3 separate regions of the Mus musculus genome follow, and regions 1 and 3 are each linked to region 2. Evidence: chromatin loops called from intact Hi-C (ENCODE). Cell type or tissue: heart. All regions are shown on one strand. Each heading gives the region's core, and the rest is flanking DNA. Links, peaks and the distances in the headings are about the cores only.

The links. Peaks named below come from ENCODE experiments on the same cell type or tissue, not always from the same donor. Only the 100,000 strongest peaks of a DNase experiment are listed, where the experiment ranks them.
Region 1: a loop joins it to region 2, with 2.7 times the contacts of the local background. A loop is called at or near these places in 3 of 42 quality-filtered maps.
Region 3: it touches region 2 in a loop (2.0-fold over the local background); 4 of 42 quality-filtered maps call a loop at or near these places.

What each region holds. Positions count from the first base shown.
Region 1 is chr1:195,126,704-195,134,900 of GRCm38, forward strand. Cr1l (complement component (3b/4b) receptor 1-like) reads right to left here and starts at 4,867. Exons shown (of 10, transcript NM_013499.2): 1 at 4,485-4,867; 2 at 3,127-3,306; 3 at 2,444-2,543. The coding sequence starts at 4,602. Gm32313 (a long non-coding RNA gene) reads left to right here and starts at 4,741. Exons shown (of 3, transcript XR_865921.3): 1 at 4,741-6,255; 2 at 7,764-7,885. In heart, for the core only: a CTCF peak has its summit at 4,340; a DNase peak (open chromatin) is centred at 4,398; H3K4me3 peaks cover 2,375 bases; H3K27ac peaks cover 1,730 bases.
Region 2 is chr1:194,875,588-194,883,784 of GRCm38, forward strand. No RefSeq gene overlaps it. Among named protein-coding and RNA genes, the nearest start is that of Gm39748, 22 kb to the right of the region's middle. In heart, for the core only: no CTCF peak of the experiment used is centred there; DNase peaks (open chromatin) are centred at 3,054 and 4,204; H3K4me3 peaks cover 333 bases; H3K27ac peaks cover 915 bases.
Region 3 is chr1:195,036,118-195,044,314 of GRCm38, forward strand. Cd46 (CD46 antigen, complement regulatory protein) reads right to left here. Exons shown (of 11, transcript NM_010778.4): 11 at 5,121-5,896. The coding sequence ends at 5,875. It overlaps A330023F24Rik (RIKEN cDNA A330023F24 gene), which reads left to right. Exons shown (of 8, transcript NR_015566.2): 8 at 1-1,791. It overlaps Mir29b-2 (microRNA 29b-2), which reads left to right and starts at 923; the gene lies at 923-1,003. It overlaps Mir29c (microRNA 29c), which reads left to right and starts at 1,430; the gene lies at 1,430-1,517. In heart, for the core only: a CTCF peak has its summit at 4,505 (motif pointing right); no DNase peak of the experiment used is centred there.

The sequences.
Region 1 (8,197 bases), core at 1,500-6,499, 250 kb after region 2:
TGTTTTATTTACTGTATCCCTGCATTTTCTGTGTTCTCCTGCAATTCACAACCTCCTTCAAAGAAGTCATCCTGAATTTTTGGTTAAGTATCTTTTGAGCTCCTTTGTCAGTTACAGCTGCCATAGTAAATTCATTTTGTGGAGCTATGTTTTCCGGATGAGCGATCATCCTTTTGCTTATGCATTGGTTTGTTGTACCTTAAAAGGTAGGCAGGCTATCCAATCTTCACAAGCATTTCACAAGTCACTGTGCTCTAATGAGATCTACGAGTTTGTTTACTGTTGGGAGTTTTCAAACATATTGGTATGTTGCCTACTTCAGAAATGTATAGGATCTTCCATTTCTTTCCAATTATGCCAACACTTCCTATTGTCTTCCTTTTAGAGATATTTTTGTAGGTAAGGCAGTATCTCAAAGTGGTTATAATTTGTATTTTGATGAATATATGCAGTAAATGTCTTACTTATACACCATTTATGCATTTTTTTTGGAAAAATGTTTAATCCTTCCCTCATTTTTTCTTTTGTTTTGAGACAGGATCTCACTATAAGCTGACTGGTTTGGAACTCAATATGTAGACCAGACTGGCTTTGAATTTACAGAGCTATGTCTCCCTCTGTTTCCTGAGTGCTGTGGTTAAAGACATACACCACCACCCTTGGCTCAAAGATGTATTTCTTCTTTTTAATTATGTGTATATGAGGGTTTGTGTATTTACATGTAGTACCAGTGAAGGCCTGAGAGTGTTTCAGTTCCCTGGAGCTGAGTAGTTACAGGCAGATGTGGGTGCTAAGAACTGACCCCAGGTCCTCTGCAAGGGCAATATATACCCTTAACAGCTGAGCCATCTCAGCCTTGCCTATTTTAAAATTATCTGTCTTTTCACTGGAATTATAAGAATTCTATATTAGGGAAACATCTTTTTAAATTCTATGCTTTAGAGATAGTTTTTCTATTTGTGTTATTTCAAAAGTGTTCTTTGAAAAGCAAATGTTTTAAAGTTTTTGAACTTTCAAATACCATTTTTATTTGGATCTTGATAAGAACACAGATTTAGTTCATGTCCTATAGTTTAACATTCAGAATTTCACTCTGTGTTGAGTAATGAGAACTAACATTAGCACATACTTTGTGACTTTATGCTTGATATGTTCAAAGAGGGATTTCTGAGGTTGAATTGTATTCCCTAAATGATATGGTCATCCTGTAAACTCCTGTTCCCTGTCAATGTGACATCATTTGGAAATAGGGTCTTTATAGATGTAGTTAAGCTAAATTTAGGGTCTTTAGAATGGATCCTAACCCAACATAACTAGTATCACTATGAAAAGAGAGAACACTGAATATAAATACATACAGAACAGAAAGAAAGTAATCATGTAGATGGACACAGAAATTAGAGTTGTGCTCTACAGACATAGAAGGCCTAAAGCTCCCAGAAGCTGGAGGAGGCAAGAAAGATCCCACCCCTAAAGACATCAAAGGGAACAGAGTCCTGATAACACCTTATTTTGAACTTTTAGACTTAGAATCAAACTCTTAATAATTTTTCTTGTTTGAAAACACTCTGTGGTACTCATGTCAACAACCTTGGTAAACTAATAAAAGCTGTAAATTTAAGGCCTGATCTTCCTCGGAGCTCCCTGGGCTTTTCTTTCTTCTAGCAGCATCCACTCTGAATTTCAGAAGTCTGTGTACTTAGACTGCACTATCTCAACCAGTGAGTGCTTCACTTTCTATGTTTCCATAGTTAGAGACATCCCCTAAAGGCTTATAGATTAAAGGCGTAGTCTCACAGGCTATGATCTTATTGGGATGTGGTAGAATCTTTAAGAGGTAGGCCTTAAGGGACAAAATTAGGACACCAGTGACAATGCCTTAGGAGAAGATATTGAGACCTTAGCCCTTTCTTGCCTCTCTTTTCTTTATGGCAACTATAAGGTGAATGGGCCTTCTTCACCATGTTCCTGCTGTAATGGACCAAAGCCAGAGAGTCAAGAGAACATGAACTAAAACTTCTGTAATTATGAGTGAAAATATAACTTTCCTTCTTTTAATTCATTACCTCAATTATTTTATCATAGTATTGGAAAGCTAACGCATGTGTTATTTTGCTTATTCAACAGGGATAACAAATCTTTCCCACAAAGTCATGTTATATCTCTATTCATTTTAATCAAGAATCAAACAATTATGTTCAAGCCTTTTAAGGATAGGTAACATTGCGATGGCATTGCTTTGCTGTAGAACAATTATATTGTTTAAATATGTCTAGCATATTTAAAGTCTTAAGTTCAATCTGTAGCACAAACACAACAAAACACAACACAAACAAAAACCAAATAAGGAAGTAATAGATTAGATGTCTTTCCTGAGATTTGACTAGAAAGTAGTACTGCTATTCCAGAACTCTTGAATGAAGAGATGTTGTTGCCAACTCACCCTTGATTACAAGTATAATTAATACGGGATCCAAACTGAATGCCTGTGTGTACATGTACCAAGCCATTCTCAGGATCTGAAGGAGTTTTACATTGTTTTCCTATGAAAAAGAAACAGAATTTTGGAACCAAGTACAGTAAACTGAACTTTCTGTAGTTTATGAATTTCTAACCTGATTATAACTTACTGTAGAATATATATATTTGTAATACTTCAAAGTTTTTGCCACTTTGGGGAAATTCATCAGACACTAGCTTCCAAAAGAACTCTCATCCAAGTTTTTTCTTATTTTCACACAGTGGCTCCCTAAAACATGAAGCATTCTTCTAAGTATTCTAATTTATTGGCCTTAAAGTCTGAACATTTTTCATCTCTTAGTTATTAAATACACTTTGTTTCAGAATCATTACTTAATGACACTTGTGCAAAGTTAGACACCCTAAGTGAAATATTCTGATGATATTTTCTCTTAAGCATGCCCTGTGACAATCATTCTTATTAAATTTATTAACAATTGAGAAGACAGAATCACAGTTAAAAAGACTTGACTGACAAGAATGATGATCCACATGTACTATATACCTTAGATAAGATTACTAATAATGAGTCATAATCTAAAATCCAGACAAACTGAGGCCGACTCTACTATTTGGCACAAAGGAGCCTCTTCTGCAGTTACTCACGTATACACTTATCTTCAGCACTCGTCCAGGTTGAGTCTTGTTTGCAGGTGATAGAGAACTGCCTCTTGATATATCCTGGGAGACATTCATACAACAAATATGTTCCAATGGGAAACATGGATTCATCAGTTAGATTTATAGGTTTGGCAGAAGGAAGCTGTGATGGGGCTGGGCAGTGACCTGTTGAATGAGACACAGCAACATTACATTGGATAAAAGAACTTGCATCATCCCTCATACTCTCAGTTCTCCAGCTAGCTACAATGGACCATGCATGATCCTCCTCTCTGGCACTCAGGAATGGATCAGTACTATGGTCAACGGGGAAAAAATAATATAATTTAAAAAATGAAACTGCATTTCATTTTGTTAATGTACTTTCCAATACATATTTTGATTTAACTTCTAGACTCAGTTATTTTCTTTTAAGTCTTAGCAGCATTAATTATGTGGCAGAGAGAGTCAAATAATATGTAACCAATAACTATATGTTGGAAAAAAATCATTTTCATTTAACTTTGGAAATACAATAAAAAACAAACAATGCAAAAGACTTCAAGGAAGTCTTTCTCTTAGAAAGTTCTGATTAAGGAGAAAGGAAAGGGAAATTAGAACTTTCATGGTGGGTAAAATGGGCACTCTATTTTGTTCTTAACCATCAGTAAAATTTAATATGTAAATTCTACAGTCTTTTCTACTTGCAAATATTTCATTGCACCTTGAGGCTTGCTAGCTTTTCAAATCTTACCTTGGAGTGGGAGTGGAAGGACCTTCCTTAAAGTGGAAGCTCAAGGGAGTTAATGAGGATTTGGGGTGGGAGATAAAGTACACAGTCTCACTGTGTGAAAACTGTATCCCTGGGCCTGTTTGTCTAGGCCTTCGGAGAAAGTGCATAGGGAATGTCTCAAGATAGAAATAAATTAAGGAGCTGAAATTGGGTTAGATATTTGATGGCACCTATTAAATACCAATACCACGAAAGACATCAATATCTCCATTTCACAGATAAGGAAACACAAAAATATTAACTTTCCTCATAACCAAATTCTAGGATTAGAAATTGCATCTCTCAATATTCCTGCAACCCCCTGCTCCCCACACCGTTTCTCTCACTACATTCAGCACAGAAAAGCACAGCGTACAGCTAATAAAGACAAGCAGCTGGGAGACCACGCGTTCCTGCCGGCTGCGTACGACCCAAGATCTGGGTAGAGGGCGCCCCACGCTCACCCATGGGAAAGGGGCGCTGAGCACTCACAGGCAGCCCAGACCAGCGTTGGAGTCTGCGCAGAGCCTATTTACCGCGGGTTCCCGGTGAACCGTGTGTCCGTGCTTCCCCAGGCCTCCCCGCAGCTCACCCAAAGTAAATGGCAGCAAGAACAGCAGCAAAACTTCTAGCTTGACTCCTCCCCGGCCGAAGGCTACAAGGAGCCACACCGGATCCAGAGGCTCTGAACTCCGAGAAGAGACCTCCATTCCCCTCACACCGTTCTCAAACAACGTTTTACGGCAAATGGTGTAGAAAGCAGTCCCACCCAGAAATGGCGCTGGGTTCCGGAATAAAACTTCCTCTAGCTGGGCTAGGCGCGGTCTTGTTTACTCCAAGCCCCTGGGATTTCTGTGGAATTACCCTTGGGAGATTGATTCAGCAATGCAGAAACTGGTTCAATACCTAGTAGGTCAGCTCCAGGAAGTTTTCCACTTGCAGGAACCTTCGACTCCAAAGAAAACAAGGCATTATGGGAACTCGGTTTGCATATAGCCCGGCCTTACTCCTTTTAAAAATCTGCAAGGGTGGAGCCTAACCCTAATCTGCAACAGTGAGCTGACAGTTGCATACCCTGTCTAGTATACAGTAAGAACCTATTTCCTTATGATGAATTCGGATGTAACGTGCCGCTGGAAACAAAAAATGAAAGGTAAAAACCATAGCTCTCATCTTAAAAGGATTAGGAGTTTATTCTGAAGCCATTTTGAGTGATCATGACCCTGGAACAATGATATGGTCACCCCAAATTTCATGGAAGCAGTTTCATAAAGTTTTTGTGGTTTTACAGAGCAGAGAAAGTCACAAATTAAGGCAAGTTTAAAATATATTGTTGGGTACATACAAGAAGCAGGTAGTGGAAGCTTTTCTATAGGCTCAGGATGACTCTAATGGCACTCGGCTTTTGTATTGGTAGAAGCTAGTTGCCTGATAAGTCAGTAGATTCTAAAAGGTTGTTTGTGGTTTTGTTTGTTTGTTTGTTTGTTTGTTTTGTATCTATTGTATCATGATGTTAGTTCTGACTTAGCCCAAGATAAGGTAATTATTGGTCTCTGGACCAGCAAAATTGCAATCTCTCCAGAGTACTGAAATTCTAATCAGCCAATAGTCTTTGCAGAAACAGTTAACTTTCAGGAATTTCCTTTCACAGTCAGACGCAGTTTCTTTCCGGAAGTTTTTGTTCACAACCATGTCAGTGCTATTCAGCCTAGACCAGGATAGTGCAGTAATGAATCAGGGAGCGAAGCCAGGCCTTGCCATCATCCAAGTGAGATTTGATGGCAGATGAACAATTAATAAGTTTTCAGAAATGGAATAAACAGGATTTGCACTGAATTTTAATTCCTTTCTTAATACTAATGAGAGAGAGAGAGAGAGAGAGAGAGAGAGAGAGCCCTACTCAGAGATTGGTGGTAGTGCTTCTAGAAATAACAAATATAAAGAGCCAAGTTTGGGGAATAGAATTAAGAACTCAAATATTCCAAGAGAGAAATAGGACATGCGAACAAACATGTCCACATTCTGTTTTCAGAACCTGTGATAGGTACTTTATACGGCAGGAAAAGAAATGGCTAATTAAATTAAATCAAGAACATTTAAGTGGGGAGGTAATCCTGTCTGCCAAAGTGGGCTTAATAACCCTAAGGAACCTTACAGGAACATAGTCCTAAATCAGAGAGGAAGAACAATGAGGGCAGAGATCAAAGTTGCTGCCTCCAGAGAGCAAATGATAGCAGCCTCTAAAATGTGGAACAAATAAGCAGATTCTTCCCCGAAGCTTTCATATGGAACCAGTCCTGCTAGCACTTTGGATTTAGAATTTAAGTTATTCTCGAAAAAGTATGGAAGAAGTTATATTGCAGGTAAGTATACTTTCTTGCACCATATGCTATCAGAATACACTGCTATCCCCACATTGTTTGGAGGTTACATTTTAGCATCCACTTTCTTCCCTGAGTCCTTGATGGGTTTAGCTCCTGGCTGATATTTACTTCCAACAATGCTCCTCTTCTCTCACTCCTCATTGGCTTCAAAGATTACAGAAACTTTTTTCCACATGCTTGGCTTCACCGTTCCTTAAATTATCTTTGCCTATGATCTTGTCCTCCACTCTACTATGCCACCAAGGCTCATGAGAATATCCTAGAACTGTCATTATAACTGTGTCCTCTCCATGAGCTTAACTATCCCTCTTAACCACAAGTCCTACCCTTCTGGTTCACTCCCAGTGTCCTGATTCTCAAAATCTCCATTTCACAGTGTCTGCAAACCCATAGACCTGCCACAACTGGTCTCTTGCTAGATTAAGTTTGTGCTCCATCCTTACAGTCACCATTTTATATACACCTTCACTTACAGTACTTATTGGACAGAACAACAAAAATTTCAATTCTCTATTATTTTGCCTCCATTGCTCTAACGCTGAGTGTGGCTAGTGAAAAACGAAGAATTAGTGACAACTGGTCTTACTGTAAGGGACTGTACTGACTGGTTTTGTGTGTCAACTTGACACAGGCTGGAGTTATCACAGAGAAAGGAGCTTCAGTTGGGGAAGTGCCTCCATGAGATCCAGCTGTGAGGCATTTTCTCAATTAGTGATCAAGGGGGAAGGCCCCTTGAGGGTGGGACCATCTCTGGACTCATAGTCTTGGGTTCTATAAGAGAGCAGGCTGAGCAAGCCAGGGGAAGCAAGCCAGTAAGTAACATCCCTCCATGGCCTCTGCATCAGCTCCTGCTTCCTGACCTGCTTGAGTTCCAGTCCTGACAACCTTTAGTGATTAACAGCAATGTGGAAAGTGTAAGCTGAATAAACCCTTTCATCCTGAACTTACTTATTGGTCATGATGTTTGTGCAGGAATAGAAACCCTGACTAAGACAGGGTCCCTGATTCTCTGAAGAATGATACTGCAGTCTCAAATAATATGTAAACGCAAAGAGTGTTTTATTTTGCAGAAGTTCAGCATGCTGGGGTCTACCATCTACAAAGATAGAGCGATCCCAAAGTGAGCTCCCAGGCCTGTTTTAAAGCACATTAGGGGAATTCCAGGGAGGGTTAGGTGACCTCTATCTTAATCTTGGCTATCTCTAATGATACTCCATTGCTGGGACCTGGAGGGGCTAGAAGCTGTTGCTGGAGAAGTCTGGAAACTTGCTGAGGAAGTCTGGAAACTGCTGCTGACCCATTGTCCTTGCTTCAGGCCAGGTGGCAGGGCAGCTTCTGAGGCCTAGACTTGCCTGGATTTGCCCAGTTCTTGGAAACAGAGATTTAGGCCTCGTCCCCTGAACTGCCAATCTGAAGCTTATCATGGAGTCAGCCTAGCCTTCCCATTACTTTAATGACAATTTATTTCATTTCGATCCTTGTGCTAGGATAACAACGTATTAAGGGATAATCCTTCTGGTCAAAAAATTAAAATACCTGGCCTGTATAGATGACTAATATTCCAGTTGGACAAGATCAATCACCTGGCCAAAAGACCGCCTCTAGAAAGGTAGGCTCACATAAAGCCGTGCTAAAGAGATAGTTAGAAAAATTATCACTTAAATGAGATACTTTGCTTTTTTTGCCTTCCCGAAATTTCTACACCCCCCCCCCCGCCGCCCCATGCTCCATTATAATCTTTTACAGAGTATAGCTATTGTTGATTTGTAAGTCACCAACTTTTTTGAAGCACACAGAAAAGAATGACTTCATTTTCTTTCTTTTTCTTTTCTTTCTTTGGTTTTGTTGTTGTTATTGTTTGTTTGTTTCTACATTTTTATTTACTTGCTTTTATGTGTATGGATGTTTTTTGCCTGAATAC
Region 2 (8,197 bases), core at 1,645-6,644:
AGCAATGCAAAGTAACCACAATAATGAGAAAAACAAAGTTGGAGTCAGGGCTGTGATAAATTCACCTCCAGTAAATATTTTCATTCATAATTTTTAAATAAAATTGAATGTAAACAATCACAAAATAATATCAAATATTAAATAAAATTAGATCAAGGCTGCAATCATCTAAGTATAATTCTTAGCAAATAGCTACTATAATTAAGATAGTATGAAGCAAGCACAAAGTCAGATCTGTGGAACAAAGTGGTGATCAAAGGAGTCAAACTGTAGTGATATATTATTAATATTTAAATTTTTTATTTATTTTTTCAAGACAGAATCTTACTATTATGTGGCCTTGGCTGGCCTAGAACTCACTATGGAAACAAAACTGGCCTCAAATTCCCAGAGATTTGCTTGCCTCTGCTGGAATTAGAGGTGTGAACCATCAAGCCTAGCCTTCAGTTTATGTTTGATAAAGTACAAATGACTTCTTCCAGAAGATAAAAGGATGCAGTTAAATCACCTACAAAAAAAAATTATGAAGTCAACTGAGTTCTTACCTTACCCTGTACCAAAGACTGATTCAAACTGGTTCATCCATCTATATATAAAAACTAAAACTGTAAGAAAATATAGAGGAAATATTAGTGACCTCAGGATAAGATTATTTGGGGGGAGGGGGACAATTCTAAAAAAAAAACACAAGAGAAAATATCAACTAATTAGATTTCATCAAAAGCTTAAGATTTCTAGTCTTCAAAGGGCATTATATGAAAAAAGAAAATGCAGGCTGAACATGCCTTTAGCTTCAGCAGTAGAGAGGAAGAAGCAGGTTGTTCTCTGTGAGTTTGAGGCCAGCCAGGTGTTTATGATGAGTTACAGGCCAGCAAGGGCTATACCGTGAGCCATAAAATAAATAAGATCTAAATAAATGTCTAAATAAATAAATAAGATCAAAGAAAGGGCAAGCCCCAGGCCAGGAGAAAACATTTGCGATTCATATATGTGACTCCGGACTCATATCCAAAATAGAGAGAGAATACTACAGTTCACCTAAAGAACAAAAATCTCAACTGAAAAAGCAACAATACATTTAACTTATAGACATTTCTAAATCTTCTATTAAGCATTTAAAAAGATAGTCAACATGGGCTGGAGAGATTGCCCAGAAGTTAAGAGGACTAGAGTTATAGACAGCTCTAAGCTGTCTTGTAAGTGCTGGAAATTGAACCTCAGTCCTATGAAAGAACAATAAGTGCTTATAACCTCTGAGCCAACCTCCAGCCCCAGAATTTAGTATCCTAGAAACTATTTTCAGGTTTTAAATCCTAATGCTAATGAATTTGCCCTTAGAGTTATTCTGAGGCTATTGCTGCTTTGTCTACTGGCAAGTGTAATCAGGCTATAAGAGAGAATGAATAAGTCTGCCTTTGAGCCATCTCCAGATTTCCCAGGAAATGGGCATTTTCTTACTGAGACCCAGAATAGCAGTGGTCACTGCTCTACTTTTCAGTCAGTAACCAGACAAGGGCCTGATAGCAACTGATCTAGTCTTCCTTCTTTCATAGAAATGTGCTTGTTGACAGAAAAAGGGGGTTTGAGGAATATTTTTCCCCTTTCTTTACAAATGGGGAAACTAAGACCTAGAAAACTCGTGGGGTGCCTAAGCTCACAGATCTCAAGTCTCCTACCACCTAGTTCAGGATTCATCTCAGGCTTAGTGCACTCTATCTCTCCGAGCTTTGAGATAGATGACATGTGAGGAGGACAGAGGGGTCAGTCCTCCAACTCCAGAGAAATACCACAAGAAAGGACCTCTGTATAGTAGAGTATAGCGGTCCTCTCTCTAGCAAGTCTGTCTACTGTCCATGCTTCCTTCCCAGAAAGTTCCATGGCTTCACCGCTCAAGTGCCTTTTTTGGATCTATTTTTCTGAGAGACACAATGCTTGCCCATGAGCTTTGATCCTGCAGGCAGGCACTGGCAGCTTTTGTTCTATTATTCACTGGAGGGTGTACGCTGAGTTGTCTCTCCTTATTATAGGCCATGGCTCTGCTTGCCCACCACCTCCTCAAGGCCACTGGATAATGTCCATCAATATGTCAGTAGCCAAAACTGGATTTGAGATGCCTTTTGGCAAGGGATTTGTATTATTTCAGGTTATTTTCTTTGGAAGAGTGTGGGAGATGAAAAATGAACATAAAAATGGCCAGAGTGCATGTAAAGATGATAAAGGCATGTTTCCTCTGTCCAGCTGAGTGACAAGCTTTTGGATCTACATCTTCCCCATGCGCTGTCATAAACTGCTTCATGGTAGGGACATATAGAGGTACATGCATTTTGTCAGCAAGCAAATATTACAGAATGAACTCACATACACATAGATGGTGAAGCTTATCAATTAACACTGCCTTTGGTATGAGACCAGTGAACATATGGCATATGAAACTGACGCTGGTAGAACATGTGCACTTTTTAACTGTAAATTTAAAAAGGAAGAATGAACTCTAAAATAATAATTACAAATAGCATAAATCATTAAGATAGCCACTCATCATCAGGTATTATACACTGAACTTGATCATGTGCACTTTACGTTGTGTAAGGTAGTTAGAACTGTTCACTCCATCTCGACAAGTGTGAGTGATGAGCTGCATCATGACATCTAAATGGCTACAATATCCTTGAATAATATGAACATTTCAGCTCTGTCACAGTCCTCAGGACCACTGCTATCTGTGAGTTCATCAGTGGTTGAAGCTTCACTGTGGAATATGTAACTGTGCATGTGTTGCCTTAAGCCTAGTACATAGTGAGACTGCTATTAATGATCCCTAAGTAAACATATACAACAAGGAAACATCTTCCAAGTCTCAAAGTCTCCAAAACACAATAGAAGAACAAATGCAGTGGATATCAGGAAACCTGGGATCTAATTCCAACCTTATTATAAACTTGCTGAGTGATCAGTTAGTGCCTTCTATCTGGATCTCAATGTATCCCTTTGTGCAACAAGGGCACTGTGCCAACTTGCCAATGAGGTCATCTTCTTGGATATTTCCTGAAGAACACGAGACAGTGTGTCATCATAGTGAGGGCATGCCATGAGCCTTACTCACCCACAGTGCCTGTGATGCTGTTATATAGTAAAAACCCAGGCACCTGTGGTCACTGCCAGTATCGGAGAAAAGGGGGTATCTTTGAATAGAATGCATGATTTCTACAAAAGTGATAAAAACACTTTTGAAGTTGTTTTTTATTCTCCAATTTACTCAAACAGGTCCTCCTGGAGAACTGGATGATGACCATCAAAGGGATCCAGTCTGGGCTGGAGAAAGTGTGAAAAGGGGGAACGCTTTAGAGAGGCCATTTCTCAACTGAATGCACTCAAAATTTCAGATGGAAAAAAATTGGAATACTCAACATGTTCTTAAAAGGGACAGAAGGTGAGTGATAATGTTGATGACTAATTGTCAAGTCCTAGGCTGGAGGAAACACATTTCAAAGTGACTGCTCCAAACAGAATACAATGGGACTCAAGAAGATCAAGCAAGAATAACTTAGAGTCTGGAGACAGGAGCCCTCAAAAGTTAAGAAAAGTGAACATGTGTGTGTTCCTAATTAACAGGACTTGCAATTCTCATTTTGTGGGTTCACATTTCCTAACTGAGCCTTACACGTGGTTGGGGAGACCTTTCTGCTAAGCATAGGCAGGTCCTGGGTCATGCCTCAACTTCAACAAGTTTTGCAGAACTCTAGCCTCTCTGGGCAGTGTCTCTCCTCACATTATTTACGCCTTTACTGCGAGTGAGCAGAGGTAACATGTACTCTGTATACTGGCCAGGAAGAATGCGCGGGCCAGCTCTAGTCTTCATCTGGACATATTGTCTCTTGTAGCCTCCAAAATGAGCAGCTATTGGGCCCAGTGCCCTCTCAAGGCCAGAGATGGTCCAGGCCAGGAGGGGCGAGCAGCGTTTCCCGTCACTGCTCTCACCTGACTCCAAAACAATGCAGAAAAGGCGGGTTTGCGTGGCACTTCCGTCTAGTTTCCCTGCAACTCGCTCCTCCTGGCTTGCATGGACCTGGAAAATCACTGCGTTTGGCCGGGCGCCTGAAATAAATTTGTGCATTCCCAGCCACCAGCCATTGCTCCAAGCATCCACCAGAGGGTGCACGCGAGCTACAGTGCCCACCAGGCGGTCTAGGAGCTGCAATTTGCGCCTGCGCAAAAGGCCAATACAAGTCTGTGCTGCTAGCAGCTGCTCTAAATGACTCTGGGGTCCCTGGCTGGAACAGTAGGACGATTGTGGGGTTTCTAACCAAGAATCCCTTATCTTGGTTTCTTATTGAGAAACTGAGACGTGAGAATTTGAGAGTAAACCATAGAAGGGCTCTCCTAAACCAATTTGGCCCTCAAAGTTCGTTCTGGCTTTCACTTTCAGTTCCAGTCCAGGCCATCAGCAGTCTACACCTGCCCTGAACTGCCCCATCACCAGCTCTCAACAGCCATCTTGGCCCTCAGATCCCCCCTGGCCCTGGATCCCATCTCAATTCTCACCACTCCTCCCCTGAGGCCCTAAACCTCAGTCTGGAATTTCAGCTCATGGAAACCCAACCCCCATTTTTAGACCCACCTTGGTCTTCTAATCTGCATGAGCAAGTTGCCTCAGTCTTTTGCTCACAGAATCCCACCAACCTAAAGGTTGCAAATATTCCAGCTCATGATTACAGCAAAGAAATAACCTTGGTGATTCACAGTCAATCACTCAGAAGGAGGTAGAGCAAATCAAAGCCCCCTCACCCCCACTCTCACCACCCCACCCCCCACCCCAACCCCCCACCCCCTATTGAACCTTTAGGAACCTGGTTGGCTGTCTTGGCTCCTAGACAAAGTCCACAATTAAATAAGCCTCGAGGTCGGTTGCAACATCTGCCCGTATAACAGGCAATTAGAAGATGCATTTGCTAAAAGTACCTACCTCTTCAACAGGGCCCAGTAGGTGGCTGAAAGCATGATGAAAGCTCAGAATTTCTGTCTTCATTTCACTTTGTCTCCATCTCCTGCTCGATCCAGTTTAGGAGTCCATATACCTAATCTGTCTCACCCTCTTTTTAGGATAAAGATATAAAGGAACTTATTGTCCAAACTACAGTCACTTTGGATTTTTAAGATCAAATCCTTTTAGAATAGACTATTCTATCCCCACCCTAGGATGAGAATGCATCTTGGAGCAGAAATAATCATTTGCAAGACAAACATTGCTCCCCTCAAGTGATGTCAGCCCTAATAATTTCTTCACTTTTCAGAACAAGAACTAAGAAGAATTAAGTGTGGGACAAGCATATGTAATTCTAGCCCTTGGGAGGTGAGGCAGTAGACAATAATAATCAACCGGGTTACATCTTTATGACTGCTTAGTGGTATTTACTCCTGTCCTAATGTCTTCTATTTAACCCTAAAGATCCTGTCAATGTCCTGAAAATGGACTTGGGGTTCACTGGCCCCTTTATCTGTTCCTCTTCCTAATGCTTTAGATAAATCTGTCCTCCTCCTCCTCTTCCTCCTCCTCCTCCTCCTCCTCCTTCTTCTTTTCTTCCTTTTTACTAGTACTCTAATTAGTATATTAGAGTGTACCAGGCTTAACATTTTGCTACTACTGGAGCCAGGGCCTTTCCCCTAAATGCCAGTTATGCCCTGATTACTTTAAGAAAAAAACAAAACTATTTTAGCTCTTCTCCATTTCCTAGTTTTGATCATTCAACTCCAGGATCCTAGCCTACCAAATCTCCACAATGGGCTAACTCTTCTCTGTCTTTTTGATATTGGGCAAAGCACCATTTCTTCTGGGAAACTTTCTAGGTCTGTACCTCTCCTGGAAGCTCTTCCAACACTGTGTTCCAAGGACACTCAGCACTTACTTCTATTTATTTCTCTGGCCCTCTTCTTCCCCCCAAACAACTAATTTATTTGTCCTCAGAATCTAAGGAGTGCACAGCAAGAAACCCCCTCAATACATGAGTGGATGAGATTAACCTTGAGGTAGGGGTACACATTTCAGCTATAGCCTACCAGAGCCTTTTACTCTTGTAGCTAAAATAAACTGATTCATAGCACAGAAAAGCCTCTGCTTTGTGGCAGAGATGGGAAACCAAGTCTCAGAATGGAAGCCTGTTCTGTTCTAGTTCTTGGCAGAACATTATTGTTTATTGCTTTTGCAGCCTGAAGGATAATTTCCAACACATTCTTCTTATTTCTGTAGTGCAGAAAGTAATTTCTAACCTACATTATTCCCCATGTTCCACTCATGGAAGGAACACTAAAACAGACATTTCAAACCATACATAGGGTCTGACAGAGGTTGAGAGACTGCAAATGACACTTCAGCCAGAGCAGCTACATTTAAATTTTTTATCTTGGTATTACTTTTGGAAATGAAAAGAAGCCAAGGACTCTGCTTTCAAAAATGTTTTTGTGGAGGAGGGTGTGGGTGTGGGGCCTGTGTATATGGAAACTCTCTGTACTTTCAGCTCAGTTTTGTTATGAACCTGAAACTGGCCTACAAAATGCAGTTTAATGATTTTTGTAAGTGTTTTGGAGTCTATGGAACCAGAGAAGTGTAGATTAGAGTAGCTGAAGGACTGTGATCAATTGTTAACTACTGGTGTCTCAAGGCTGTAGCCAGACCTCAGTGAGACACACATAGGATTATAACTTCTCAACCTAGAAAGTTCTTTCTTCTTCTGTGGGACCTACATGTGATGTTGCCAATAGCTTCTTCCCCATAGCAGTTAAGTCTGTTTCTATTGGTTATATAAAGGCAGTGAAAATCTTTATAAAGTTACTCTGTGACTTATTTGAAGAAGGAGAGCTCACTATTGTATGTAGATGTTTTCCTTCTTGTTTTGGTTTTAGTTATTATTTGGGCAGGGTCCTCCCTCTTCCTTTTTTTGCCCAGTCTGATCTCAAACAATCTTCTGTCTCTGTGCGCCAATTGCTGGGATTATAAATCTGTGCTTCTTCGTCCAGGAATATTTATTTTTAAATATTTATCTGAAAATCTAGATTTTATTGATGTTGCAAATGTTCTGCCATCTCCATCCCCTAATCCTTTGGCTCAAAGAAGTCCTAGTCCTAGTCTCTGATGTCTGTGATTACATTGTATTATCAGGCTGAAGGACTTTTATACCTGTGATTGCAGTAAAACTCTTAAGATGCACCAAGTCCCTGCTCCTAGCTTAAAACCAACAACTGATAGTTGTTGAGGGAACCAACTGAGAGTCAGTTTTCTTCAGAGAATCAACGTCTAGTACATTGCCTGTCTTTGTGGATGGCCCCACACTCATATACTTATAGGAAGCTGTAATTGGACTCAATCGATTATCAAGAAAAAAGAAAAACTGGGGTTATTAAGTTAAGAGAGTCTGGGAGATTGGAGATGGAGAAACAGGGTGGGCATAATCAAATACATTACACATGTAAAAATCTCAAAGAATATAGAAAATGTAAAAGACTCTTGAGATGGAGGGATTACTGTATGTGGGCCTGATGTAATTAGAAGGTCCCTTAAAAGAAAGGGGTTGCAACTTTAAAGTATGGATAGGAATTTGCTGATGAAAGCAGAGTACAGTAATTCTCTGTGAACAAGACATAGATTCTCTAAAACCCAAGACAGGCCAAGAAGAATTCCCTGGAGCCTCCAGAAGAAACAGTCTTGCAAACACTTTTAGACAAGTGAAACTCATGTTGGACTGTAACACCCAGAACTGTGAAGCACTAAATGTATGCTGTTTTATAGTCCAAAGTTTGGGTATTTTTTTAATAGAAATAAGAGGGAAATGATGCATACCCATGCTTGGGTACCTTAACCCTAAACCCCTCAAAGAAAAAAGTACCTACCACAGACCATCAGGAAAACATGGGGCTAACTGAAGAGACAGATTGACAGTAACTATTGAACAGAGGAGTTCTTCTAGTAATAAAATTTATGCAAAAAACAGATATGTATATTCTTTATTATTTCAAAAGCAGGAAGGTTCACAAAAGGGGTATGTACTGTATAGTACTTGGATGTTTTGTATCTTATACTTTAACTACTCATATACTTATTTTAAAACATATTTTACATTGGCATGATTGCACATTATGAGCATATTGTGATATTTCGTGTTATATATGTAAATAATGTGTGTAATTGATAGCTATGTTTTAGATA
Region 3 (8,197 bases), core at 2,099-7,098, 160 kb after region 2:
GAGTTCAGTTCAAGAGAAAAGAGGTCACAGTCAAGCTGTGGATCAAGCAGCAACAGTGGGCAGAGGGAAAGGAATATAGACATTAGCTCATCGTATCCTGTGACTACAGTTTCTTGTGCAGACATCGGAATAATAACCTACTTCACTGGAATCTTGGAACAATTGAATATTGTGACTCTGGGGATACTCACATTATATTTGCTCTATTACCCCAAAACAGCCAGGAGCCATAAAAAAATATGCTTGTATCTGGAAGCCAAAAAGTTTTTCTGGGGAACCTGAAAAATACAGCTCTACTCTTTGTCTCCTTTCAAAGATGACAGTTGTGACATCAGAGGAAATATACAGCAAAAATGCAGTACAATGTGAAACATAGCTTGTGAATCTTATTTTTAGGTACATTTTTAAAACATACCTTGTTTTGTGTTAGAGGGTTATCTGTATAATACAGTGTTAAGATACCAGCTTTTAAAAAGACATTAGGGGTTAAATCAAATTGCTAGCCTACAGGGTCATGGGATAGAGAGCAGGAAGGAACATACTCTTTTTGAATAATACTTGTGGAAGAGTTGTCCTGGCACAGGTGACTTACTTGGGTTCAGTTGTTAACATCTCATAGGTCATTGTCATTGTCTTGAACAAGTGACATATCTACCGACACTATGCATCTTGGGAAATTACATAAATTCAAGACATTACAAATGTACATATGTTGAATGGATTTGGTTCTTTTATTTCATTGTGTATGATGATTTCTAATGACTAATGTGAAGTCACACAGGAAACAAGCTTTGCATTGTTTTTGTCTGCTCAAAGTGTTGGCTGTATGGCTGTCATCTGCGTCTGACAGGCAAAATGATTCTCAGGGCTGAGGCTGGTTCTTCTGACTGCACATCTCTGCTTTCTTCAGTGAGATCCTCTTCTTCTGGAAGCTGGTTTCACATGGTGGCTTAGATTTTTCCATCTTTGTATCTAGCACCATTTGAAATCAGTGTTTTAGGAGTAAGAATTGCAGCACAGCAGAGGGTAGACTACAGAGGAACAGCTGTACACAGAACTGGCTCTCTCCTTCGAGAAATCAAGGGAAGACTTGAATAGTGACATTTGCTCTTGAGTCTGTTTGGTTTAGAGGCAGTGATAGTGAGAAAGTTTTTGTGTTCAGAATGTATAAGGGTATAATCAGGAAGTGGTCTACTTTATTCAGCATTCCATGGGTGGAAGAGGGTTCCTTGGGCCTGCACTGTTCATTAATTGTAGCAAGGAAGGGGTAAGAGCTCTGTATGTGGAGGACTGCTTCATTCACATCAGTATGGCTCGTCTGAACCTGGAAGATCCATGGAGCACTCATTCAGTCCTGGTTGCAGCACAGCTGAAATCAGACTGTCACCTGCCTTGAGATTCAGACCTGAAGAACACCACCAGTCGGTCCATCTCTTACACAGGCTGACCGATTTCTCCTGGTGTTCAGAGTCTGTTTTTGTCTAGCACCATTTGAAATCGGTTATGATGTAGGGGGAAGAGCACCAGCCTCAGAACCTTGTGGTGTCAGCATCAGCATCAGCCTATCACTTCCTACGTGGGCAGAGTGGAAAAGGAAGATCACAGTTTCCTAACTTCTTTAATTCGTATGTATGTGGCTGCCAAGGTTAGAGATCACTTAGTGGGGGGTTTTAATTGTTATAATTTATTGTTGTAAAATATTCTCAGTTACAATTTCTGACATGTAGTACTGTTATAAACTAAGTACTGTTAAACGTTGGCTTTAATAAATAATTTGCTACATTCAATCTATCATGTCTGTTTTATCTACTATTTTTCATTCATAATTCTATGGCAATGAGAAGTGGTCCCTGGAAAGTTAATTTGCTGTGCCAATCATAAGGAATTGGAAGTAGGTTGCTGCATGCAGACATTAAAAATGAAGGTCATTAAGACAGGAATGAAATTCTAAAGATGAAAGATTAGCAGAGACAGAAGGTTGGAGCTCTAGGCTGAGGGATGTTACTAAATGGGAAGACTATTCTTGGTTCCAAGGGAACTGTGGACTCTGACCCTCCTCCTGTCAGTTGCTGCAGGGAACTTACTTAACTGCACTGTCATGTGGCCCTTAAAGGGGAGCAGGCTAATTTCAGTTGTATTTGTAGCAGAGGGAGTTCTACTTTCCACTGATAGTTTATTTCAACCCTTCAGTAGGCGGTGAAAAAGTTCTATAAAACTGTTCAGAGATTTGCCAGCATTGGGGGTGGTGGAGGGGCAGGGTTCATGATTGGGGAACTTTCAGGAAGAAAGCAGGTGGCCCCTTCCATAGGAGTTGCATAGCTAACTATGAACTACCTGCAGTACAATTATTTCAAGCCAGTAGGTTTTAATAACTAATGGCAAATCAGCTGCTCAGGAAGCTTCTTCTAAGCCTTCATCCCAGTTGCCTTACCCCAGATGGCTGCCTTGCCCATTTTGCTGGAAGTGGGAGGCTGTTGGAGAATTTGCTGGAAAGACTTCCCAGCGACTATGATGCATCCTGCAGCTGCAAAGCTATTTCAAGCCTTTGATTGAAGAATCCATGTTCTAAGTCACATCTAAGGATGTGCTGGTAGGAATAGCTAAGTCCCTCAGCTGTATTTTTTAATTTACCCCACTAAAGTAGGAGACTGCAGCTCCTCTAAGTATGACAGATTGGGTCTGTGGTATTAACTACACATTAAGTCTTTAAAAAAAAAAAAAACATAGCTACTCTGTCCAAAGCTCCCAATTAATTTGTACTGAAAATTTGATTGAAACTCCCCCAGGCCATGATTCTGGCTCTTTAATGAGTTAAGTGCTAGAAAGTTGAATTTAATATCAAAGCACAAAAACAATGATTTAAAATTTATTTCCATTTAGAAAAATCATAATATTCTCATTGAATACTTAAACTTTGCCATATCCTGATGTCCTGAGAAGCAAATTGAAACCAGAACACCTCTCAGTTATTTTTTATCTGGATGCTTATAGCCCTTTACATAAAATTGTCACTCTGGGATAATTTTTCATAATTGGCTAGTAATGTAGGTTTTTTTTTAACAGCACCCTCCTGAATCAGATTTATAAAACCATGCTGTCAACCCAGGTATAAAGACTTTTGTTAAAGCATTAGTTTTTTAAAATTAAGCCTTACCAGACTTTTTAGAAGTGAATACAGTGTATTTTTGTTAACTGGGGGAAGAAAGATCTGCAACCAGTTTAGTAGATCAAATGAATTAAGTTTAGTCCCTAGCATCTTTAAGAAGTTGGTCTAGGCCTTCTGTTTGGAAGCTGGCATATAGTCTCAGGAATAGATAGCACATTGATATTAACATACTTTTAAGGGAAGCCGGAGATAAATCTGTGTTTGATCTGGGGCACATTCTACCTCAGTACCACATTACTGTGGCTTTGGTCACCAAAAGAGTGATCCTCAGGTTCAGGTCCCATTCCTGCAAGCAAATACTATTTTAGCTGGCTTTAGAATGGGGCTCAGATGAGTCTATTGTAGAGCCAAGGCTGAGAGCCACTTCTCTATTTCTGAAAAGACCATACTATTTTGGTCATAGTTATGTGCTGCCAGTTAATATGTTAGTGCATAAATTTCAAGTCAGTACTGTAACAAATTAGTACAAATGTGATATCTTAACACACACAACATTCTTAACAGGTCTGAATAGCAGAAATATAACATTTTCACTGGATTAGAATCAAGGTACTATCAGACACAAACGCTTCAGAAATATGAAGGAAAAGTAGTTGTCTTGCTTCTTTCTGTAAACAGGCTGTGTTCTTTGCCTTGCTCTTTCCCTCAAGCTTCAAAGGCCAGCAGGATCTCATTTTGCCGATGTGGCCACAATGTCTTCTCTAATCAGTCATCACATTTTAACAAAATCACAATGTGGTTAACCTGCACATCAGTTTGAGAAGTATATTGATTGCTATGGGAGCCTACAGAAGGAATTCTTCATGGTTGAAGCTCACCTCGAGTACAGATTTAATTTTTTTTTGAGTAGGCATTGCAGGTGGAGGTAGGTAATCAGATTAATTTTTTCCAAGCACCATACTTAATATGTTCAACTAAGCATTAGATACGCCCTAAATTCCCAATGAACTCCAAACACTAGAGTTCCTGTTTATAGTGGTTCAGCATTGCAATGTACAACAGTTTTCAGAGCTATTCCTCACATTGGTCTTAATACCTGTACTCAGGTTTTACTGGGTTTTGTCCAGTCATGTCGGGAATCAAGGTGGATAGTTTTTCAGCATTGTCTGTGTGGCAATATGTTCACCTGCTGTATGTAAACAAGCAAGAAGGGAAATTATGCATTCACTTGTTCCACCAAGTATTATATATCCCCCATATTTAAGAAGTGAGGAACAAAAAAATTAATTACTACCTTCACAAAAGCAGAAGAGAGCTACTGTTCTACCTGATCTAAAATAAAATTAATGACAATGTCACAGTGAAGAGGCAGAAGACTGTCAGATACTTAAACAGTCCACAGGAGGGCAGCAGTGCTATGATCTCAAAGGCTGACAGCTCATTTTAGGGTAATCTCAGGATGAGCCTAGAGAGCCTAAGCATACTGATGCATAAGGAAGAATAGTTGTGTATTGGATTCATTCAATTCTGTTCTTAAATAGGCAAATTATTAAACTATGAAAAATCCAGTCTTGGTTAAAATGTTAGCTCTCTGGTAGAATTGCTTATTTCCCTTAAACCTTAAAATTAGGATGAATATTCAGGTTCTTTTTGCCCCTGAGTCTTTCTAGCATAATTCAGACAATTTACTGTTGGTTACTGTAAAAGTCCTTTCTGTATATTTTATGCCAATTAAAAATATGCTAGAGTCTCATGTTAATTTTCTAAAAATGCTTAGTCAATGCAATTTTCATTCTGTGTTTATATTGTTCATAAACATTACTATATCATATTTTAAAACTACAATTTATCATTGCTTATTTTGACAGACATCAATACTTTTAAGCAAACAGTTAATAATCTGTTAATGACTGTTTTCTTCCCAGTGCTAAGGAATGAATTCAGGGTCTTGTACATGCTGAGCAAGCTTTCTGCTGAGCTTCATCCCCAACCCATGAACAACTTTAAGTTCAAGTCTTTGAAAATTTGGTTTTTAATAGGTAGAATTAAACTCTGATTTTCTTTAAGCTGTTATCCTCTTTATATGGAGAGTTGACTGTCACATTTTTATTTTCACATAAAAATCATCATGTCCTATTAGTTACACAGGTTTTACTTTGTTTTTTGAGACCTATGAATACGTTCAAGTGATATGAAAATTACATCTCCTATTAGGCACATGTATACAGACTCTTAAATGTGGCTAACTTAAGGCTAACCAATAAAGATAAAGAACCTGAGGAGTTAGAGCTTCACAGGACTGGTAGGACATGCATTGGCGTTAGAGGTACATGGATTTAGAGAGAATATTAAGCATTTCAGGTGACAGACTGAGTGTGGAAGGCACAGATGTGGTTAATTCACAGCCATTATGTGCAGTGAAAGTGTGAGGCATGGGGATAAGAGCTCCAACTGGACAGGGTTTGGTGTCTGCTTGGAAATGTGACCTTCTTCCTGCAAATACCATGTCACAGGCAGAACATTCTGCTTAGTACACAGGCACTCATGGTTGGATACTGAGAACCCTTGGTGAGCTGCAGGGGCTGAAATGTGAGGTTATAGTAGAGAGGTTAGATACAGATTGTATTTATAAACACAGATTTGATTTACACTAGAAACACACACATTACCACAAATGAAGCTCCTGCAAATATATAATTTTGCGTTTGCCAGACTTGAAGATCCAGTTTTCAAAAATGGAACAGTAATGACTTCCACACATGAGATTTTCATCTTGCTGCAGATACATTTCTGTAGTTAAAAGAACATTTCAAGTTCAAATATGCCTTTTTCTCTGCCATGTGGACAATTTTTTAAAAAGCACTTTTCCTCATATTTATATAACTGACAAAGTATTTGATAAAAATAAAATGTATATTTATACAGACATGTGTCAAATATAAATAGTAATTTGAAGGTTAAATTTGAAGCAGATCAAGCTATAAAGGTAAATTTATTTTCAAAATAAAATATTTGATTGAAAATATTTTAAATTAAGTTTTAAAACAGTAAAGCCATTTCTTGTCTTTAAACAATTAGTAGTTCTTTGTCTTAACTTATCTTTGGCCTCTTTTTTAAATGCTATGATTTTTAAGTATAGCACCGTGTATAGGTACAACTGCTACCTTTTTCTTTTTTTAAGAATGTGAAAATGAGTACAGATTTCAATTTTTCTTAATCAAATTCCTAGGTGGTTTTTTTGTTTTGTTTGTTTTTCTGTCCAAGAGTTATCTTCCTGAAGTATCCACTTGGAGGGTAAAAGGCTTGGAGTTTCACTCAGAGTGACTGTAGGTGTTTATACTCAAAGCAGGGTTCACCCTCGCTCAGTTTCAGTTCGGACTCACAATCTTCTCAAGGGGATGTCTCCTTGGCCCCTCTATGCTACTAAACATAAAAGTGAAAATACACCTCAGAAAAGGCAATTCATCAGGAATGACGGTTTCTTCTCTCAGCAGTAGTTCCTCAGAGCCTGAGTGGGCTGGGGCCTGGTGGAGGTCAAGCTCTGTTCTACCTGAGTATGACCTGCCTCCAGAGCTCCTTCAGTGCAGCTGACAACAGGAGTGCCACTTACAAGGGGGAAGGAGCAGGTATTAGGGGAGACAGGAGAGAGACCTAAGGAGTTACTGAGTAAAGGTGAGTTCCAGGCTTATCAACTGAAATTTCAGGATTCTCACTCACTCAAGTATGTAACATTAACTCTAAAATCACATGCCACCCAGCAGCTAAGCACATTTGGCAGTGCTGTTCAGTGTTTACCTCTCAGCTACTCTATTCAAAACAATGTAAAAACTCAAAGAACAACATTTTGTAAGAAAAACAGGTTTATATAATTTTAATACTGGAGAAAAGCTATATAGTAAATCTCTTATGTTGGAAATCAACTTTATGACAAATCAAGTATTTTTAAGACATCTTGACTTTGAACTGAGTATAGTATCTGTGCATACATTCTTCTTCTTCTTGTTTTTGTTTTTGTTTTTGTTTTTTCGAGACAGGGTTTCTCTGTATAGCTCTGGCTGTCCTGGAACTCACTTTGTAGACCAGGCTGGCCTCAAACTCAGAAATCTGCCTGCCTCTGGCTCCCAAATGCTGGGATCAAAGGTGTGTGCCACCATGCCCGGCTCGCATACATTCTTCTTTTCCATACATTTTTTTTTCTTCTCTCTTTGTTTTTTTGGGGGGTGGGGTGGGGAGGGGTGTCTCATTATGTTGCCTTGGCTGTAACTCACTATGTAGATGAGACTGGCCTCAAACTTAGATCTGCCTGCCTCTGCCTCTTGATTGCTGGGATTAAAATCATGTGCAGGATGATCCTTATGTAACTTACAGCATGACCTCTAAATTTGGGGGTTAGTAGTAATTTTGTTATATGATTTCTAAACAACTATTTTCCTAACAATATTTTCCTATGTATTCTTTGGTACCAAAAAAAAAATTGTAGAACAGCATATTCAATGCTCATATGTTTGGGTCAAGTAGAAAAAATAATGCTGAAATTCACTGGATTCTTGACTTTTCTGCACTATGTTGTGGTATTCCTCAGGTATCAGTCTTGACCACAGTTTTTAATAAGACAACTTACAGATGATAAAATAATTAAATCAATCAATATTAATTTAAGTTATACCAAGTAGTATCTAATGGAAAACAAAGAAAATTACTATTATGGAAAACAAAACATGAGTTATGCAAATAATACTCATTTATGGAATAACTCTTACCTCTCACAGGATGTAATTAAAGAGAAATCTTAGATGAAGTAAAGAAAATCATGCATATATTTTAAAAATTCACAAGTGGAAACAGTTAAATAAAAAGCACCTGGTCAGAAGCACGTAGACTTTTAAGATTAATGTCAAGCAGTATGTTGCTTCCAAGAGGAGAAAGTGAACAAAGGTGATTGGGAAGAGAAATGGAGACGTGTGTGGACTATGCTAATTTGAGACATGTCAGTGATCTTAACTTATTCTTTTGTATATGTGAAAGACTAGTCTGACTGAATAGCAACTGAATAGCAAGCCCTGGAATCGGTCCTATCTTTGCATCCCCACT